Regions from separate parts of the Homo sapiens genome. Here region 2 is linked to region 1. Evidence: chromatin contacts called from ENCODE Hi-C or POLR2A ChIA-PET data. All regions are on one chromosome and are shown on one strand. The core of a region is the stretch at or near the end of the contact, and the rest is flanking DNA. Distances in the headings are between cores, read along the strand shown. Region 1 overlaps TSC22D3 (TSC22 domain family member 3). Region 2 holds the start of MID2 (midline 2).

Region 1 (3,040 bases), core at 386-2,885:
GCAATGGGAATGAATACCAGCAGCTAACAGTCATTGAGCACCTGCTTTGTGCAAAACGTGGCTCAAAGCACTTCATATACAGTATATATGTTATCTCAATCAACTTTCTCCAGACTCAGGAGGTCAATATTGTATGTATCACTTCCAGTTTGCAGAGGGGAAATCTGAGGCTCAGAGAGGCAAAGTAACTTACCCAAAGTCATACCGGGTAGAGAAAGTGGCTGACTAGGGATTCAAATTGAGGTCTGGCTGGCTCCAAAGCCTGAGCTCATTACGCTTCAGGGCCACTTGTGACTAAGCATATGAGCATGCCCATTTGTAGAAGAAGCCTCAGGGAAGGAAAGAACAGTAAGAGAGATCGTGCTGGGCATGGTGGCTCACGTCTGTAATCCCAGCACTTTGGGAGGCCGAGGCGGGCGGATCACGAGGTCAAGAGATCGAGACCATGATGGCCAACATGGTGAAACCCCGTCTCTACCAACAATACAAAAATTAGCTGGGCCTGGTGGCACACGCCTGTAGTCCCATCTGCTCGGGAGGCTGAGGCAGGAGAATCGCTTGAACCCGGGAGGCGGAGGTTGCAGTGAGCCAAGATCGTGCCACTGCACTCCAGCCTGGCGACAGAGCAAGACTCAGTCTAAAAAAAAAAAAGAGAGAGAGAAGATCCAAGAGCTTGGCTGAGGTTGAAGAACCATGACGGTGAAAGAGTGGGTGTACAACAGAGGGAGGATGGGCAGCAGAGTGCCCAGCAGATGCCAGAAGCTAAGATTATCTAAGTTTGTGGCCTTGTCCCTCTTGGTAACCCCCATAGCAACCAAAACTGGTGTCTGCCATTTCACTGGTACTCATTCAGCCAAACTCTGCTAAAGAATGAATAAGCTCAACATGGCAACCTTGGGAAATACACACAGACCAAGTTACTGCCTCCCACTTGGTAAGACCCAAGCTTTAAAGTGAGTTTCCCCAGAGTCCGGGTCACCAGACATTACTTAAGCCCCAAGCACATGACAGGCATTGGGAGTAGGGAGATGAACATCACAAGGATCCTGCCCTTGAGGTGTGGCCAGGCTGGCAGGGGAGATGTTAGGTTTGCCTAAGCCATCTCCAGGGGTCTACTGAGGTGTGGGCTATGGTTAGGGAAGAGAATGAAGCCCCTAGACCTCCTCAGGGATGAGGTTGTTGCCTTCAGCTCCCAGAACTCAGCACTGCCACTCACAGAACTAGGCAGCCCCACTGGCATCTTTCTCCCTGGGGTTGCTTCTACAAACGCAGCTCAGAGCTGCCTTTTGGGGCTATGCTGGCCACTTTAGCTGGCAAATTGGGAGCCTGAAATGAGTGAGGACTGGGAGAAGGGGCGAAGCCACCGTAGATCCCCCTTTCCCTTTCTTTCTTAGTGTGTGGCAGTGAAGCCCCCTCAACCACACCCCAGCAAGGGGAGAACAACTTTCCTCAGAGCTCTCCCCCACTCCCACATTGTCTCCTCCCACTCTGGGAAGCCCAAGGCTTAGAGAAATGAATCCAAGTCATTAACTAATTAATGAATATGGATGGCAAAGTTGCTGAGGTTGCTGGAAAACACCCTGTTGCCGCCAACACACACAGCGCAGCCAGGCACCCGCCTCCCACCATGGGCGAAAGGAGGCTAAGGAGAAACTATTGGACTGTATCTTCCTAAGGCTCTAGCTGCAGCAGAAGCGCCCACAACGCAGCAGCCCCTTGCTCAGTGCCTGGAGACCAACTCATGGGTAACACATCCCTTTGCAAGAACGGCCTCCTCCAATCCAGCTGGGGCAGCAATCTGCTCACTTGCTCAGCATCAAGGGTACTCTCTGTGGTCCAAGGAATTCTGTCTGTAGGGCTAGCCCAGTGCAAAGTGCAAGGCTGCAGGAGATGGATGGATGGAGATAGGAAAAGGGGAGAGAAAAGGAGAAGGAGAGACTGAGAGGCACACACAGCTGGCAAGAGCCCATCTCCAGCTGTTGGGCGGGCTGTTTCCTTTGATAAAGCACTTGGCAGTACTCCCAGTTCTGTAGTTTCTGGCCTGCGAAAGCACACCCGGAGCACGAGCCTGCCTGTGGGAGGACTTCAGCCTTGCTTTGTTTTCTTTCTTTCCTTTTTTTAAGCTTTAGAAAAGGCCCCTCCCCTCCCAAGGAACCTTGTCCCTCCCCCAACACCTCGGCAAAGTGAAGTTGCACCAGCAGGTGATGTGGGCTGGGCTTCCGGGTGCCTTCACAGAAAGTCAGTGCCACAGAGCCATGTTAAAGGGCTTGGGACGGGTGTGCAGTTAAGTCTCAGCATATACTTTCAGGCACATGTATTTGAGAGAGAGAGAGAGAGAGAAAGAGAGAGAGAGAGAGAGAGAGAGAGAGAGAGAGAGAGTGTGTGTGCGCGCGCGCGCGGTGTTTAGGAAGGGGGGAGGGAGCGGGGGAGGGAGGGAGAGAGAGAGAAAGAGAGAGAGGGAGAGAGACTGAGTTGTGTGTGTCTGAGAGGCTCTGCTTGTTTGTTGTGGTTGATGCTGCCTTCTGTGTGGCACATCACCACTGTTCTCCCCGCCGAGGCTCCTTTCAGCTCACTAATGCTTCCCTGGAAGGCCTGGGAAATAGAGGGAGTCCCCATGTCACAAGATCACACAGAACAACAAGCCTCTCTGCCCGCTGGTCTTCTGGCTTTGTGGAAGTCCGTCTCTCCCCCTTCACCCTCCTTCATAAAAGGAGCAAGGGGACTTGAAGGCATCCAAGGTCCCTTGCAGGGACCAGAGCCTGTAATATGGCAAGTCTGCCTGCCCCCTCCCTGCATTTACAGTCCAATGACCCAACGGCCCCAGACCCCAGACAGTTTAACCAGCCCACGCACGTCCTCCCTGCGAGTTTCCCAGATTCCTGAGGGGAACCTGATCCCGCCCTGGGATCAGTATGGGCTCTTCACATCATCCGCGAGAGATCCCTGCTCCTCGGGAGCCCCGAGAGCAGCGCCCGTTCCCACAGGCTGCCAGCCCCACAGCACCTGTGGTTGGGAGGCGACCTCCCAGAGTCAGTGGTGA
Region 2 (3,040 bases), core at 331-2,830, 84 kb after region 1:
GTCTCAAGTGACTCTCTTGCCTCAGCATCCCCTCCTGAGTAGCTGGGATTACAAGTGTGAACCACACCTTGCCGTATTTTCCTGTGTGTTTGTTTTGTGTGTGTGTGTGTGTGTGTGTGTGTGTGTGTGTGACCATCCTAATGGATGTGAAGTGATATTTCATTGGGGTTTGATTTGCATTTCCCTAACAATTAGTGATGTGGATCATCTTTGCATATGCCTGTTGGCCACTTGTATATCTTCGTTGGAGAAATGTCTATTCAAGTCTTTTGTCCACTTTTAAGAGTTTTTTTTTTAATTGAGCTATAGAAGTTCTTTATACATTCTGGATATTAGCACATTATCCGATATATGGTTTGCAAATATTTTCTATCATTTTGTAGGTTGCTTTTTCACTCTGTTGATTGTGTCCTTTCCTGTGCAGATGTTTGAAAGTTTTATGGTCCCATTTACCTATTTTTGCTTTTGTTGCCTGTGCTTTAAGTGTGACTCACTAACTTTTACTTCTCTTAGGGGCCAGACTTTCATCAGGAGAGCCTGGTTGTGACTTTTGTCTTGGTTTCCACCTCAGTGCTCTCTAGCACATTGTTTAACAGGAGTGTTGACTGATTACTATTGGTTCCCTGAAGGGATATACCAAGAGATACCTCAATTTTTCTGGACTTGTTCCTATGCACAATGATGGGAGGCGTGTGTGTGTGTGTGCTGGGGTGAGTCTTCCCATTTTCTCATTTCTTTCCCCTTCTTCTCCCTTTTTGCCCCAAGTTAGAAACAGAGTCTCTTATGGGGCTTCCTGCTCTTTCCCTCTCCCATCCACCTTTTGAGTCGGGTGGTGGTCTCTGAGCCAATGACAGGTCAGCAAACAGGCTGATTCCAGACCAATGGGAGGATGCTGGATTCCAAATGGACCAATTAGCTTATTAGGGACCTGGAATAGCTGGATAGCTAGCATCTGCCTCATTGTCCATGTGGTAACGACCCTCTTGTTTTACTGGTCAACAATTTGAAGGTACAAGAAAAATCCTACTTTTTTTTTTCTTTTGATGGTTTTAATCCACCTCCACAACTTCTGCCCGAGGCCAATAAAACACAGCCATTCTTTTTTTGTAAAAAGAAAGAGAGGTTCGGTTTCCTTCAATTGTCTGCCCTTTTCTATCTCCTCCACTATTTTTGTTTTACTCTGTAGTTAACTTTGCATAGAGCAGCTTCATAGGGAGGATCTCTGCGGTGGACCCGGCTCTCTCTTCTTATTACCCGTTGCAAAGGCCTCTTTCTTGTTCTAACCTGGGGGTTTGTGGGGTTGGGGGACAGGGGGATTGGGGAGTGGGAGAAGAGTTTAGCCATAGCCTTCCTTCTGCATTTCACACACATTTAGCTATCTCTGTCGCTCTGTCACACACACACACACGCACATACACACCATACACACACACACGCACACCCGTCCGGGTCCCTCTCGGTGTGTCTTCCTTCAAGATGACAGGGCGCTGGAGAAAAGGCTGCTGGAATCAGCTGGTAGGTACAGTAGTAACCCGAGCCCCACCCACCGGCTGCCTTTGCTTGCTCAGGTTTCTCCGGTCACTCCTGCCAGGGGAGAAGACATGTAAACGTGCCTCCAGAGGAAGGGCTGGGGGAGCTGGGAGTGGCGGGGGCGGCGGAAGGTGAGCCTGGGAAGGTGGCCGAGCACCCCTTCTTCTTGGGCCCTTCCCAGTGCTCCCTTGGGGTGTCAGCCCCAGCCCCGTTTGCCCCCACTCCGCCTCCCTTTTGGAAGGGATTGCCTTTTTTTTCCTCTGCGGCGGCGGAAATGACAGTGTGGTGCTGCCGTGGTGTCATGGTGCTGCCCCTGGACTGAGGGGCGAAAACTCTTAAGTTTAGCTCGGGAGGCCCAGCTGCGGTAGCATCGCGGCCGCCGTGCTGTCCCCTGCGGGGCGCGCGGGCTGGCGGATCCCGGCTGCTGCGCGGCGTCGGCGACGGTAGCGGCAGCGGCGGCGAAGGCGGGCGGCGGCCTACAGTGGTAGCGGCGGCGGCGGCGACCGGGGCCCGGGAGCTCGCGCCGGAGCCCGAGCCAACCCGCTGCGGAGGCAGACGAGAGCCCAGCGCCCTCGAGCGAGCGGAGGAGATGGCTGGCACCTGGGAACGCTATGGGTAAAACGCGCCCCCTCGCCGCGGCCCTGGAGGTCGAGCGTCGTAGCCCTCGCAGGGCTAGTCTCCGGCTCCGGCCGCTTTTCAGGTGCCGCCGGGGCCCGGCGTTGGCCGAGGGCTCTCCGGCTCGGCGAGGCAGGGTGATGGGGCCCGCGAGGCTCGAAACGGCGACGGGGGCCCCAGCTCAGCTCCGGCTCTCAGTCATGCTGTTGGGGCCCGGGTTCCTGCCACTGCCCTCCTGGGACGGAGTTTGCACTCCGGGGTGCGGGGCGGGGGCGGCCGAGGCCTCTGCGCAGCCTGGCCGGGCCCGGCGCGGGCAGTCGAGCGAATCCCCCGGCGCCTGGGCGCGAGTCTGGGAAAGGGCACGGCCGCCTTCCCACGCTCCCGCAGCCGGCAGCCTCCTCGGCCCAGGCGTCGCCCCTTGGCCGGCCGTCTGCCGGGCGGTGCTGTCGCAGCAGCCGGCGTGGCTGCGGACGCCCTGCCGGCGGGGAGGCCCGGTGAAACTTAATCCCTTTTCTGCCAGGGAGCGATCCTCGAGTCTCCGTCTGGATGGTTCCTTATTTCTGGCCTAGCTGTGAAATCAGCTCTGTGGGGGAGAGGGAAAACTTACATATGTCCACAGGACAGACTGCGACGCAACCAGGGAGAGTGGGGATTTTCCATTCCTGCCTTGTAAGAATTAAGTAAATAACGGCGGAGTAGATTTACAGAAACATTACTGGTGATGATAAGGTTTAGGTTACTTAGCACTTCGTGTGTTGCACATTATTTTTCAGAGGTGTTTCTTCTTAGAGCAGGAAATTGAAATCCTGCAGTCGTTGTACTCTTTACTTTCTCTCTTCCACGGTCCCCTACCCGTTTTCAGGATCACTCACCTTCCTATGTCACAACGCTTACT

The links. Hi-C counts contacts between places; a loop is a spot of excess contacts on that map. ChIA-PET counts read pairs that join two places held with the same protein, here RNA polymerase II (POLR2A). Pooled maps may share reads with other maps.
Region 2: a map of heart left ventricle shows a loop between it and region 1 (3-fold over the local background). The contact joins the promoter of MID2 here to the enhancer-like site in region 1. A Hi-C loop is called at or near these places in 3 of 168 maps with a recorded cell type or tissue (endothelial cell of hepatic sinusoid, heart left ventricle and naive thymus-derived CD4-positive, alpha-beta T cell) and 7 of 50 pooled maps. POLR2A ChIA-PET finds 5 or more read pairs at or near these places in 7 of 52 experiments (CD4-positive, alpha-beta T cell, CD4-positive, alpha-beta memory T cell, MCF 10A and 4 more).

What each region holds. Positions count from the first base shown.
Region 1 is chrX:107,739,941-107,742,980 of GRCh38, forward strand. All of the region lies in intron 1 of TSC22D3 (TSC22 domain family member 3), which reads right to left. Among named protein-coding and RNA genes, the nearest start is that of TSC22D3, 34 kb to the right of the region's middle. Within about 2 kb of position 1,636, at least 30 of the 41 ENCODE cell types and tissues checked have a DNase peak (open chromatin) inside an H3K27ac peak, as active enhancers do; they include heart left ventricle, where a contact is called at or near this core.
Region 2 is chrX:107,824,286-107,827,325 of GRCh38, forward strand. MID2 (midline 2) reads left to right here and starts at 1,581. Exons shown (of 10, transcript NM_012216.4): 1 at 1,581-2,145. The coding sequence starts at 2,142. RefSeq lists silencers at 1,999-2,188, 2,349-2,398.